Linked DNA regions of Mus musculus: region 1 is linked to region 2. Evidence: chromatin loops called from intact Hi-C (ENCODE). Cell type or tissue: left cerebral cortex. All regions are shown on one strand. Links, peaks and the distances in the headings refer to the core of each region. The heading gives the core; the rest is flanking DNA.

What was found. Hi-C counts contacts between places; a loop is a spot of excess contacts. Peaks named below come from ENCODE experiments on the same cell type or tissue, not always from the same donor. Only the 100,000 strongest peaks of a DNase experiment are listed, where the experiment ranks them.
Region 1: it touches region 2 in a loop (8-fold over the local background); 38 of 42 quality-filtered maps call a loop at or near these places.

What each region holds. Positions count from the first base shown.
Region 1 is chr12:104,949,579-104,954,578 of GRCm38, reverse strand. It overlaps Syne3 (spectrin repeat containing, nuclear envelope family member 3), which reads left to right. Exons shown (of 19, transcript NM_001042699.2): 11 at 273-416; 12 at 1,459-1,593. Among named protein-coding and RNA genes, the nearest start is that of Syne3, 47 kb to the left of the region's middle. In left cerebral cortex, for the core only: CTCF peaks have their summits at 433 (motif pointing left) and 1,961 (motif pointing left); DNase peaks (open chromatin) are centred at 447 and 1,942.
Region 2 is chr12:105,020,911-105,029,087 of GRCm38, reverse strand. Gm46375 (a long non-coding RNA gene) reads left to right here and starts at 2,332. Exons shown (of 2, transcript XR_003950255.1): 1 at 2,332-6,680. In left cerebral cortex, for the core only: a CTCF peak has its summit at 3,610 (motif pointing right); a DNase peak (open chromatin) is centred at 3,619.

The sequences.
Region 1 (5,000 bases), core at 1-5,000, 73 kb after region 2:
ATAACAGAGTATAGAGAGGAAATGAGTAGACTGAGATGTGTTCTCAAAAATCATATTTATAATAAACTTCTGGTGAGAGATCTGGTGTACAGGGGAGGGGCAGCCTGCACAGACAATGGCTAAAGTGTGATAAGGGGACACAAGGTTGGCCCACCAGGGAGGGCTTCCTGGAGGAGATGGTTTAGGAGTTCATTTAAAGAGAGCAGCCCAGCCCACTGTTAGGTCTTGCAAAGCACTATAAGAAAAGCTCTTATTTATGCTTCTATTTGCAGAGCCTGCTTGTTCAGCACAAGGACTTTGGGGTGGCTTTTGATCCCCTAAACAGGAAGCTCCTAGACCTCCAGGCCAGGATCCAAGCAGAGAAAGGGCTTCCGAGGGACCTTCCTGGAAAGCAGGTCCAGCTCCTAAGGTTGCAGGTGAGGAGCTCTGTTGTCTACTTTGTAGCACCCCCTTCTGGCAGTTTGGGTCCATTACTGCCGGGATGGCGTGGGTCTCAATGGAATCTCTGCTTATTCAGTGGGCAGTCCTGGCCTCAGCTGGGACTGTTCACACACACACACACACACACACACACACACACACACACACACACACACACACATACACACACATACACACTCCCTGAGCTACGGAGTCTTGAGTCTAACACAGCAACAAGCAGTTCTTTGGGGCTCTGAAGTCTGAGGAGGGGTCAGGAAGCAGAGAGGGCAGTAAATGCTGGCTTTCAGTTCGGTTCTCTTTTTATTCCCTTTGGGGACTCCAGCCCATGGGGTGGGTCCACCATAGTTAATGTGGCTCTCCCCTCCTCAGCTCATCGTATTTGGAAACTCCCTCATAGACACAGCAGAGGTGTCTGCTAGATGATAAACATCTAGTCAGGTAGACGATGAAGATTAAGTGTCCTAGGAACTTGGAGGCTTTCAGTTGAATAAACCAATTTTGAGATTAGGAAGGGATGCTTTCTATCACGTGTGGACCGCATACAGGCAGGTCACTGGCAATCACTGGCCGGCTGAGGGACCTTACTGGTTTTTATCATGCACACGACACGGTGTTTATTGTTTTAAACCCAAACATGATTCGTGCATAAGCTGACAGTGTTCTCTGGAAAACATTAAGCATGCTACATTTGAGTCTTTAATACTGAAGTAGGTCTAATTCCGCATAACAACCAACGGTCAGCAGGTGGGGGTCCAGACGTGGGTTTCTTTCTCAAGATGCTGTCTGGGATCTTTCCTATAGTTTATTTTTATGGTGCCCCAGGATATTTGTGTCTGAATTTTAAAGTTTCATTTGCCCTGAAGAAGAATCTATTGGACCACCCAAGTGGTACAGCCACTGATAGAGGGACATGCTAGCCTGGGAACCCATCTCAGCCCCTGCCCTACTGGGCCTCCTGGATGGAGGGTCTTCTGGATGGAGGGGAGGTGACCCAGCTCACTTGTTTTTCTATCGCAGGGGCTGCAGGAAGAGGGGCTGGATCTGGGGACACAGATCGAGGCTGTGAGGCCTCTTGCCCATGGGAACTCTAAGCACCAGCAGAAAGTAGACCAGATCTCCTGTGACCAGCAAGCCCTGCAGAGGTCCCTGGAGGTAAGGGACCAGTGATGTGCCTGAGCTGTGAGAGCCAGGTCCTACACTCCTACAATCCTGGGTCCTTTCTCCTTTCAACCTCTCTTTGTCCTCATCCTCATTTCTGTAACTTCTGACTGCTGAGCAGTTCCTGTATGCCAGCTGCTGTTCTGGCTCCTGTGGTGGATGCAGCATGCACGGACAGACAGACAAGGGCCCTGCTTTCCTGGGGATTGGGTGGGTGGATCAGTGAGTGGGTGAGTGAAGCCAGGGTTTCACATTGTGAGGAGGGCCACGGAGGGAGAACAGAAATGGTGGCCTTGTCCCAACACCTGAGGGGTGTCCCTCAGCCCTGGCAGCTTCAGAGCCTTGTCTGCAGCGCCCTCTAGTGGCCACATGAGCGCTTTCAGGTGCACAGGTTTGATTGTACTCCCTGCAACTAACTGCTTGTTCAGAACTTCAGACTTCTTGACATTGGACTGAGACAAATAGAAATGCAGGCTCCGGGATCCCTGCACAGCCTGACCTAGTCAGGCCAGGGTCTGCCTTTGAACCAAGACTCATGGAGTTCAAGCTGGTCCCTGGCAGTGCAGCTCAAGGAAAAATCAACTCTAGGCTAACTTCTACTCTACCTGGCCCTGAACACCGTTTCCACTGGAAACATCTTCTTTACATCCAGAAGTTAGTAGGTGGACACATCGATGTCACAGGCAACTTAGAAATGTCTAGAATAGAAAGAGATTCTTAAAGAGACATTGCAATCAAGTTATAGGTAAATGGCAAGCCCTGGTCACAAGGAAGGGACATGGCCACTAATGTCACATGAGGCAGCATGACCAGCAATACTAAGTCCTTTGTGTTTAGGATGGGTGTGTTCCCAGAGAAGCCAATGACCTTGTTAGAGCTTTAAAGACCTCCTTGCACCTGTGTGTTAGAGTTAGAACCCAATCCCAGGACATGTGAGACACAAAGGGCACGGGACAAGTCTGTCTCCTTCCCTCCACGTGGTGGGAGCACCTATCACACTTACATTGTGTCTTAGTTAGGGTTTTACTGCTGTGAACAGACACCATGACCAAGGCAACTCTTATAAGAACAACATTTAATTGGGGCTGGCTTATAGGTTCAGAGGTTCAGTCCATTGTCATCATGGTGGGAACATGGCAGCATCCAGACAGGCATGGTACAAGAGGAGTTGAGAGTTCCACATCTTCATCTGGAGGCTGATAGCAGAATACTTGCTTCCAGGCAGCTAGGATGAGGGTCTTAAAGCCCACACCCACAGTGACACACCAACTCCAACAGGGCCACACCTACTCCAACAAGCCACACTTTTCAATAGTACCACTCCCCGGGTCAAGCATATTCAGACCATGACACATTGTCTGTTACTTTTGGCTCCTGCACCAGGCTTGGCCCCAGGAGTCTCCAGGAAGCATGGTGCCATACACAGGGCCTGTGGCATACACAACCCTGCCCCTGAGTGGGGCAGACCTTGAAAAGTCTGGTGACTTTAAATCATCCTTCACTCACAGCTGAGTCACTTTCATGTCCTGTCATCACCATGACCAAGGATTTGACAAAGACAGCGTGTGAAGAGAGGGGCTTGCTTTGGTCCACAGGTCCAGAGTGTAGTCCATTATGGTTCAGGGAACCATGGTGGCCAGAACTTGAAGCAGCGAGTCTCACTGTAGCTTTAGTCAGATCAGAAAGTATTGAGCAAGGAACGCTGGAGTCCTAGGCAGCCCAGGCTGGTCTTAAACTCACAGAGATTCAACTGCTTCTAGTTTCTCCCCTTTTCATGATGTCTTAGACCCTGGCCTGCAGAGTGGCACAGCCCACATTATGGTGGGATTTCTCACCTTAGCTAATGAACCTAGGCAATCCTTCAGAGACATGCCCAGAGGCTTGTTTCTGAGGTGATTCTAGATCTAGTCAAGTTGACAAGCAAGATTAACTGTCACATATCCACAGGGAGTGTGCTCCTGTGCCGGAGGCCACAGGTCCCTATGGCAGGAAGCTGTCGTGGGTAGTTAGCTACTGTTGGTATCCTGACCCTGGTACTGCAGGCTCAGAAAAGCAGGGTTTAGAAAATGAGGTTATCTTTGACAGAGTTATTGAAGGCAGATGCAGAATGTGGGATGCTGAACCCATCTTTGGACAATATCTAATTACAACTCAGACTTTATGGACTTTTCAAGCCCCTTGGCAGGGGCCTGGCATCCCGTAGCTTTGCCAGTGGTTTTGTTTTGTTTGATTTTTTTAAATATATAGGGAGATAGGGTCTTTGGGAGCCTAGCATAGAGGCATGAGGCCTTCAGGGTAATGTTGTGAGAATAGTGGCTGCAGGCTGGAGTCTAAATGGCCCTGGTGGGCAGAAAAGGGGGCTCAGAGAGACCCAGGCAAGGAGGCCAGAAGCATGGAGAATGGCCATCCTTCTGAGGACAGTGCCCATCCTTCTTGGAGACAGAGATAAGAAAGGCCAGTGATTCAGACTTCTGAGAATCTGACAGGCCCAGGAAATAGGACCCAGGAAGAAACAGAGGGAGAGGGAGGGGGAGGGGCATGGGGATGGGGAGGGAGCTTTGCAAACTTTTATATAGAGTTGTGTTTTTTTTAATTTTTTATTAGGTATTTTCCTCATTTACATTTCCAATGCTATCCCAAAAGTCTCCCATACCCACCCCCCCTACTCCCTTACCCACCCACTCCCACTTTTTGGCCCTGGCGTTCCCCTGTACTGGGGCATATAAAGTTTGTGTGTCCAATGGGCCTCTCTTTCCAGTGATGGCCGACTAGGCCATCTTTTGATACATATGCAGCTAGAGTCAAGAGCTCCGGGGTACTGGTTAGTTCATATTGTTGTTCCACCTATAGGGTTGCAGATCCCTTTAGCTCCTTGGGTACTTTCTCTAGCTCCTCCATTGGGGGCCCTGTGATCCATCCATTAGGTGACTGTGAGCATCCACTTCTTTGTTTGCTAGGCCCCGGCATAGTCTCACAAGAGACAGCTATATCAGGGTCCTTTCAGCAAAATCTTGCTAGTGTATGCAATGGTGTCAGCGTTTGGAAGCTGATTATGGGATGCATCCCTGGATATGGCAATCACTAGATGGTCCATCCTTTCGTCACAGCTCCAAATTTTGTCTCTGTAACTCCTTCCATGGGTGTTTTGTTCCCAATTCTAAGAAGGGGCAAAGTGTCCACACTTTGGTCTTCAATCTTCTTGAGTTTCATGCGTTTAGCAAATTGTATCTTATATCTTGGGTATCCTAAGTTTCTGGGCTAATATCCACTTATCAGTGAGTACATATTGTGTGAGTTCCTTTGTGTTTGGGTTACCTCACTCAGGATGATGCCCTCCAGGTCCATCCATTTGCCTAGGAATTTCATAAATTCATTCTTTTTAATAGCTGAGTAGTACTCCA
Region 2 (8,177 bases), core at 1,650-6,649:
CGTGTGACACTTAACAACAGAGCATCAGCTCAGCCCCCGCCATTAACCGAATGCCCAGACAACACCTACAGGCATGTGGAAACCAGGCAGAGCCAGTCTTTCCAAGAGGTGGCAATGCCTTTGAATTTTGACTACCTTTCTCTCCAACACAGCTAATTTATATTTTATTTTCGACTTGGTTATGGTTTCATTTTTGTTACGTTTCTTGAGATAGCCTTGCCATTAGAGCCTTAGTCAGGCCTAAAATGAGATCGTGCCGTAGCTTCCTTGAAGGCTGGGATTACAGGTGTGTCCTACCATGCCTTGAAGCCTTTTGTAAGTACTTAACTGATCTTAGTTGTGGATAACCTAGTCCCTACATCAGAGATTCTGGCTGGCACAGGCTCTCCTTGCTTTGTCTGATCCAGGAGTGACTGGGTACATGGAGATAGATGGTATGTTGCAATTGGATTAGGTCAATCTAGGATAGACCACGGAGAAGGTATATGTTGTGAAGAGCTAGAGTGCTGTCCTGGGATTTGGAGTGTGGGGGTGTGGTCCTGGGTTCTAGTCCTAAGGATACCGAGTATTGAGTTTTCATCATTGAATTTTCCCACACTTGTATTTTCTCTCCTTGTGTTTTGAGAATGGCCACTGGAGGTTGTGTATATTTCAAGCTTTTGTCAGAGTGGTGTGGAGTTGTAAGGCTGTCTGCTGTGTTTCCCTCCTCCCAAGCAGTTGCCTCAGTGTGAGTTTGTCCTGTGTACGTATTGTGAGTTTTGTTCTCCAGACAGCTTTTGTGTACACAAATCCGTTTGAACCTTACATGAAGCCTAGGGTGCAAGGTGTGGTGGTGTGTGTCTGTCCTCTCAGCAGCACTGTTCCTGCGTCCAAAATGCCAGAGTTACTTATAGGCAGGAACCACCACACCCAACCTTATATGTCTTAAAGTTGTACAACTGTCCGACTTTGTTTTATTGAGAAACTTACTATACACCGAGTGTAAAAGGAAAGGTTTCCTGTAAAGTTAAATTAATTAAATGGTGTGTTTGCAGCTGTCGGGGAGCCACCATTGCTTTCACGCCAGCACTGTACTGCTTCTCGCTTGGGGAGCTCCAGACCAAGGAGAAGGGGGTGGGGTAGTGGTAAAACACCCAGGAAACAACTGGCTTCAAAAGCCGCTCACACGCGTGCGCCCTCTACTGGACGGTGAAGAAACCTCGTCGTCACAGGCCCAGTACTGTGGCACTCTGAAATCAGCCGCTATCAGAAGTCAACAGAACTGAACTGCTGACTCGCAAGCTCCCCTTTCAGCGTCTGGTGCAAGAAATTGCTCAGGATTTCAAAACAGATCTGCGCTTCCAGAGTGCAGATACTGGTGCTGAGCAGGAGGCAAGTGAGGCCTATCGGGTTGGCCTTTGGGAAGATACCAATCTGTGTGCTATCCATGCCAAACATGTAAATCTCCAAAAGATATCCAGCTACACACGCAGAGAACATGCTTAAGAGTCCACTATGGGGCTGGAGAGATGGCTCAGTGGTGAGGGGCACTGACTGCTCGTCCATGAGTCCTGAGTTCCCAGAAACCACATGGTGGCTCACAACCATCTGTAATGACATCTGATGCCCTCTTCTGGTGTGTCCGAAGACAGCAACAGTGTATTCATATACATAAATAAATAAATCATTTTTTTAAAAAAGAATAGGTTAAAAAAAGTACTCTATGAGAGGAAAAATTTCATTCTCAAAATAAAAAATTTTTTTCCTCTTCTTCCTGTTATCAGTAGTTCTGAATGTTAGATAATTTTTCCATGGGATCAAAGGTACCCAAGTATATGATTGGGGGGTGGAAACATAGGGGACAGAATCAGGTATTGGTAGCTTCTCCACATTCATGTGTGAGCTTTTAATATAAATTCAAGATGTAAAGCATTAATGCAAGCAAAATGTTTCAGTGAACACGTTTTCAACAGTTCAACTTTATAACAATTTTAAATAAACCTGTTAGATTTTTCTGAACAATGCCAGCATTCGGATTTTTAAAACATAAGTAAATTTATATTGACAGAAACTAAATGGTGTTTGTGACATTTTTATCATCCAGTAGAGTTCATCCATTCACTATACCTTCTGAGTTGCCCTGTGTACAAGTTTTTAATATTGTCTGTCCTCTGCTTTTCCTATAAGTTTGCTATTAAAACACATTAAACTCTCTCTATATGAATTAATTCATATATACATATATATATATAACAAATATATACATATATGTATGTATCTATATATATAATTCATATATACATGTATATGTATATACTATTATATATGAATTAAATGGTACAAGAATTAAGTGAGCACAATGGCTCAGTGGCTAAAGGGCCTGCAACCAAGCTTGGTGACCTGAGTTCCACCACCAGGTCGCACACAGGGGAAGGAGCAAGCTGACCCCACAAATCCTTCTCCCCTACCGCCTGTTTAATATGCAGTGCTGTTTTGCTGTCTGGGGTTGGATTTGGCTTTTAACAGCAGATAGTTTCTGTCACTCATTACCTCCCAAAGACTTGTGAGGAGATGCCTAGACCACAAAAACAAGGAGCCAGTCAGTATCACGGGGCCAAGGGCCCCTCTGATAGTCTCAGCCACAAGAACACGTGTTCTCTTCTGAGGAGTGACGGCCTCTGACTCCTGCTGAGTCAGAATTTCACTCAGCATTTCCCAAACCATTGAGGCTGGATAATTTCATGCTTTCAAACCATCACTATCACGAGAGTCCACTGCACACAGGACTCCCGTCGCCAAGAAAGCAGTTACCGCAGGGTTCCGCCAGGGCGGCCTGGGCTAGAGATGGGGAGGTGGAACTTCCCATTCTCCCTTTCAGAAGACGATTAGGAAAAGGGTCTTTAAAACTGGCTCTTTTTCTGACTGTTTACCCAGAAGGATAACACTTGTTAACTCTGAATGCTGTATTTTTGAAAGTGTAGCTGGTAGATACAAAATTCCAAAGGATTTTAATTTAAACACACAAAAAAACTATTCTGCTTTTCAAAAATGCAAAGTAAGCTTTTTTTTTTTTTTTTGCAAAGGCCTCACTGGCAAGTTGGGAACCTTTATTGTCTCAGGGTGAAGTTAGCACTTGTGGGTGAGTGGGTGCCTTCTTCTCTAGGTGCCTAGGTGGACTGAGCCCAGCCTTCCTGTGACTTTTTTGTGAAGCCATGGTTGTGTGAGTTAGTTCTACTCTGACCCTCCCATCCATCCGCACATCTGCCTTCACACAGCACAGCTGCTGCCCTGAGATAATTCATACGAGTGCTAGGCTATCTAGGGAAGCAGATAAGATCCTGTCAGTCTCCTCTGTGTGTGTGTGTGTGTGTGTGTGTGTGTGTCCCACACACACACGCCCTCAAGCGCCTTGGAACTGACCTGTAACTCATTGTGATCCTCCTGCAGCAGCCTCCTGAGTTCTACCATTAAAGGTGTGCAGGACTACCCCCGGCTTTAATAAGAAGAATTCTCTTGAAGAAATTGTTTCTTGTGGAAAAAAAAAAAAATTAAGAGTCTTCATTTCAAGAGGTGGGAGTGGGGGGAGGAAGAACTGAGCATTTTAGTGAGTCTCCTGTCTTATCCTGTAAGGCCAGCAGGGGGCACTAGCTTGTCATCTACAGAAGCTGGAGCCCTGCTGATAATGTAGTCTGGGAATCGGTAAGTGGCCCAGATTTGTGCTTTCCCCTAGTGCCAGAACCTATCCTATGGAGTAGTTAACTCACGTGCTTTCTATTAGAGTCACAAAATGGCATATATAACGGGGTCATTGGGAGACTTAAAAGTTGACAGATAGTCTGAGATACTAAAAGGGGTACACGAGGCTCGGTTGGTAGAATGTTTACTTAGCAAGCAGGAATTTCTGAATTCAGTTCCCAACACTGCAGGACATGGGGTGTGATGGTGAATGCCTGTAATCCCAGCACTCAGGCGGTGGAGGCAGAAAGATGAGAATTCAAGGTCATCCTTGGTTATATACTGAGTTCCAGCCAGCCTGAAGTAGGTGAGACCCCTGCCATCCTCACCTCCACTCCCCTCAACCAAAACGAAGCAGAAAAGAACATTCTGGAAGCATTGGGTATAAACGAGGAGGATCCTGGGGTACTGGTCTGCCTGGGCTGACTAGAGACCTGCTTCAAAAAAAAAATATGAATGAGCAAACACATTTCAAGAGGATGGATGCTTGGTTCCCTCACAATGCCGGAGGAACAGTTTTGTAGACAGCCCTCCTGCAGTCCGTGGTCAGTACCTTGGGATACCGGTCATCAGGTGTGAGGGACTGAGTGCTGCCCGCATGGAGTCCTTTTCCTAACTGAACCACAGCAGGTTTGTTGAGACAATAGTAGACGTGATGGAGACCCACCCACTAAGAGATATAGAGACCACCATCAGCCTGAGCAGTCCAGCACCAATCCCACACAGTCGCAGGCACTAAAGAACATGAGCATGACCCTCGATGGCTGCTTGGCCCTCTCTTCTCAGAAATGTGTGTTCTCCTCCTATGTATTTCCTATGCTTCGCCCATTCCCCTGTGGGTTCCCAGGCAGAAATGGTTGTGTAGCCTGGTGCCTTCACACTGTTCCTGGCCTGTAGGGTCTGCTCAGTACATAATTCTAACATAAGGGACAGGAAACACCGTAAATAATTCAGGACAGTGCCTCTACAAGTCTCAAAGTATGAAACTCAAAATATAGTACCCCTCTCCCAGAGGATGCCTGAGACCACAAATAGAACTGAATCCTGTATACATACTATGTTTTTACATCCATGTGTTACCTGTGATTAAAGTCAACTTATAAATGAACTGAAGGAAGAACAGTAGCAACAATAATAGCAACAAGACCGTGATAGCAACACTGTAGCTATAGTTCTACCACTGTGGTCCCTCCACACATTTCTGCCTTCTCCAGGAAGAACTCTACAGCTTCTCTTTGGCATATTCAAGTTGCCAACATCCCCGGGACTCTGAGGACACAAGTAAGACAGGGTGACATAAACACAGGGGTTGCCATACCCAGCGGGAGACCTGAAGACCAGCATAGCCACTAACCGGCTCACAGGCAGGTAGCGCATACCGTGTGAATACTCTAGACTGGCAGTGGATACTCTAGGCGGGCAGCGCATACCGTGTGGATACGCTAGGCGGGCAACACATACCGTGTGGATACGCTAGGCGGACAGCGCATACCGTGTGGACACTCTAGGCGGGCAGCGCATACCGTGTGGATACTCTAGGCGGGCAGCGCATACCGTGTGGATACTCTAGGCAGGTAGCGCATACCGTGTGGATACTCTAGGCAGGTAGTGCATACCGTGTGGATACGCTAGGCGGGCAGCGCATACCGTGTGGATACTCTAGGCGGGCAGCGCATACCGTGTGGATACTCTAGGCAGGTAGTGCATACCGTGTGGATACTCTAGGCAGGTAGTGCATACCGTGTGGACACTCTAGGCGGGCAGCGCATACTGTGTGGATACTCTAGGCGGGCAGCGCATACCGTGTGGATACTCTAGGCAGGTAGTGCATACCGTGTGGATACGCTAGGCGGGCAGCGCATACCGTGTGGATACTCTAGGCGGGCAGCGCATACCGTGTGGATACTCTAGGCGGGTAGTGCATACCGTGTGGATACTCTAGGCGGGTAGTGCATACCGTGTGGACACTCTAGGCAGGCAGCGCATACCGTGTGGATACTCTAGGCGGGCAGCGCATACCGTGTGGATACTCTAGGCAGGTAGTGCATACCGTGTGGATACGCTAGGCGGGCAGCGCATACCGTGTGGATACGCTAGGCGGGCAACACATACCGTGTGGATACGCTAGGCGGGCAGCGCATACCGTGTGGACACTCTAGGCGGGCAGCGCATACCGTGTGGATACTCTAGGCAGGCAGTGCATACCGTGTGGATACTCTAGGTGGGCAGCGCATATAGTGTGGATACTCTAGGCAGGCAGTGCATATGGTGTGGATACACTGAGCAAAGCATGATTCACTTTCCCCGCACGCCGAGTTGGATGCCGAGCAGCTGCAAGCTGCTGAGGAGGAGTTTGCCTTGAACTCTTGGCTGCTCACTGGTAACTGAAACTGTGGCAAACCAAACTGCTCCTCAGCAAAGGTTCCGGTGCTGACCATAGATGCCACAGAAAGAGACAAAGCACCTGTGTGCCTGGGGTTCTGGGGTGAGGCGTCTGCTTTGCATGCAAAAGGCCCTCACTTCAAGTCCCAGACTCACAGCTCCTGCCGCCATGCTAGATAGGACATTAGGAGGAAAACTACCCTGTCCAGTCCTGAACACCTCACAGTCGTGCAATGACACATGCAAGAATGTCACTAAGAACTGGCAGGAACTAGGGTGAGGGGACCTGACAGAAACACTTCAAGGGGCCAGAGAAAGCTCAGGGGATGACACTGAGGCTGCCACTCAAGAGAGTCTCCATGGAAGAGGGAAGAAAAACCTGGCAGGCGGTGGTGGCGCACGCCTTTAATCCCAGCACTTGGGAGGCTGAGGCAGACCTGGCTCGGAGTCTGATAGGGAATCTTTCCTTAGGAGAGAAGATCCTAGAAAGCCTCGCTCCCCAGTCAGGAGAGCACTTGGTTGGAACTCTGAGCATGGACTGGAGGCAGCTGAACCCACAGAGCAGCCAGCGAGCCCGACTGACTGTAAGTGAGGCAGCACTATTCCAGTCTGGGGTGGGGGAGGGGCCATGGGAGGAGATCAGAAACCCTGCAGAAAGGAAAGGCGCCATCTGTGATTGTCTGGTTGGAGGTTATGGTGAGCCCTGCTGGCTGCTTGCTAACTCGGGGGAAATGGAAGGAAGATGGGCTGTCACAAGACTTCTGTACATCGAGATTCTCAAGGCACCTGAGGGACACCTAAATCATCAGGCTACAGCTGAAAGAGGAGAGTGTTTCCACGACTGCCTGTACCATAAAATTACTTTGAATAATAACAGAGGTAGGCGTGGGCCTCGAGAGAAAAGCCAGACAAGGGTAAAACCCTGGGTCTGTGTGCTTGTGGAAGGACAGCCATGAAGATTGAAAAGGAGGAAGGAAAGAAGACAGAGATGGGAAATGTCCAAGCCACAGCAAGGCCAGGTGAGGGCCCAGGCTTCCTGCTTTGGGCCGTGAGGGAAGTGTGACCGGAGACTGATTCCTGACCACTGGTGGCCGCTTGCCCTTTCAGTTCGGGAAAGAGTTGGGAGGAATTTGCCACCTTGTCTCCCAGCTGTGAGTGGCCCCTGTGTGTGAGCCTGTGTTTGTTCTAAAGCATCTAGAGAGCCTGTGAAGTAAGCAGAGGGCCCCACCATTTTCCCCACGCATGTCAATAGCAAGCAAGAATCTGCACAAGATTGAAGAAGTGGCCTTCCTGCAGAGGCTGGTAGCTGTCCCTTTCGCCCTGGTGCTTGTAAGACCTTCAGTGTCTGTGGCCACTGGGGTGGGCGTACCTTCTGTTAGCCTTTCCATTGACTTGTTTTCTGCCTACTGATTTTGACTGTTCACCAGGAAGTGTGTGGCACTTGCTGTGTGTGTGTGTGTGTGTGTGTGTGTGTGTGTGTGTGTGTGTGTACCCACTCCACCGTAGAGGAGATTTAGAATCAAAGGTTGTATTAGTCAGGGTTCTCTAGAGTCACAGAACTGACGGGTCGTCTCTATATAGTAAGGGAATTTGTTGATGACTTACAGTCTGTAGTCCAACTCCCAACAGTGGTCAGCAGCAGCTGTGACAGGATCTAGCAGTTGCTCAGTCCCACAAGGCAAGCAGGAGAAGAAGAGAGAGAGTAAATCTTCCTTCTTACAATGCCCTTATGTAGGTCTCCAGCTGAAGGTGTGGCCCAGATTAAAGGTGTGTGGCACCATACCTTTAATCCCAGATGACCTTGAACTTGGAAATCTCTCTGTCTTAATCTTCTAGGATTCATAGCCACTATGCCTCAAGGTCTCCATGCCAAGATCCAGGTCAGAAACTTGTATCTCCCAGCCTCCAGATTAGGGTCACTGGTGAGCCTTCCAATTCTGGATTGTAGCTCATTCCAGTTATAGTCAAGTTGACAGCCAGGAATAGCCACTACAAAGGTCTTTAAAGTCAGGGGAAGTTGCAGTTTTAAGGGCTGGCAGCAACCACTTGGAAAGCACACTTTCTGTCTGGTCAGGGGCCAG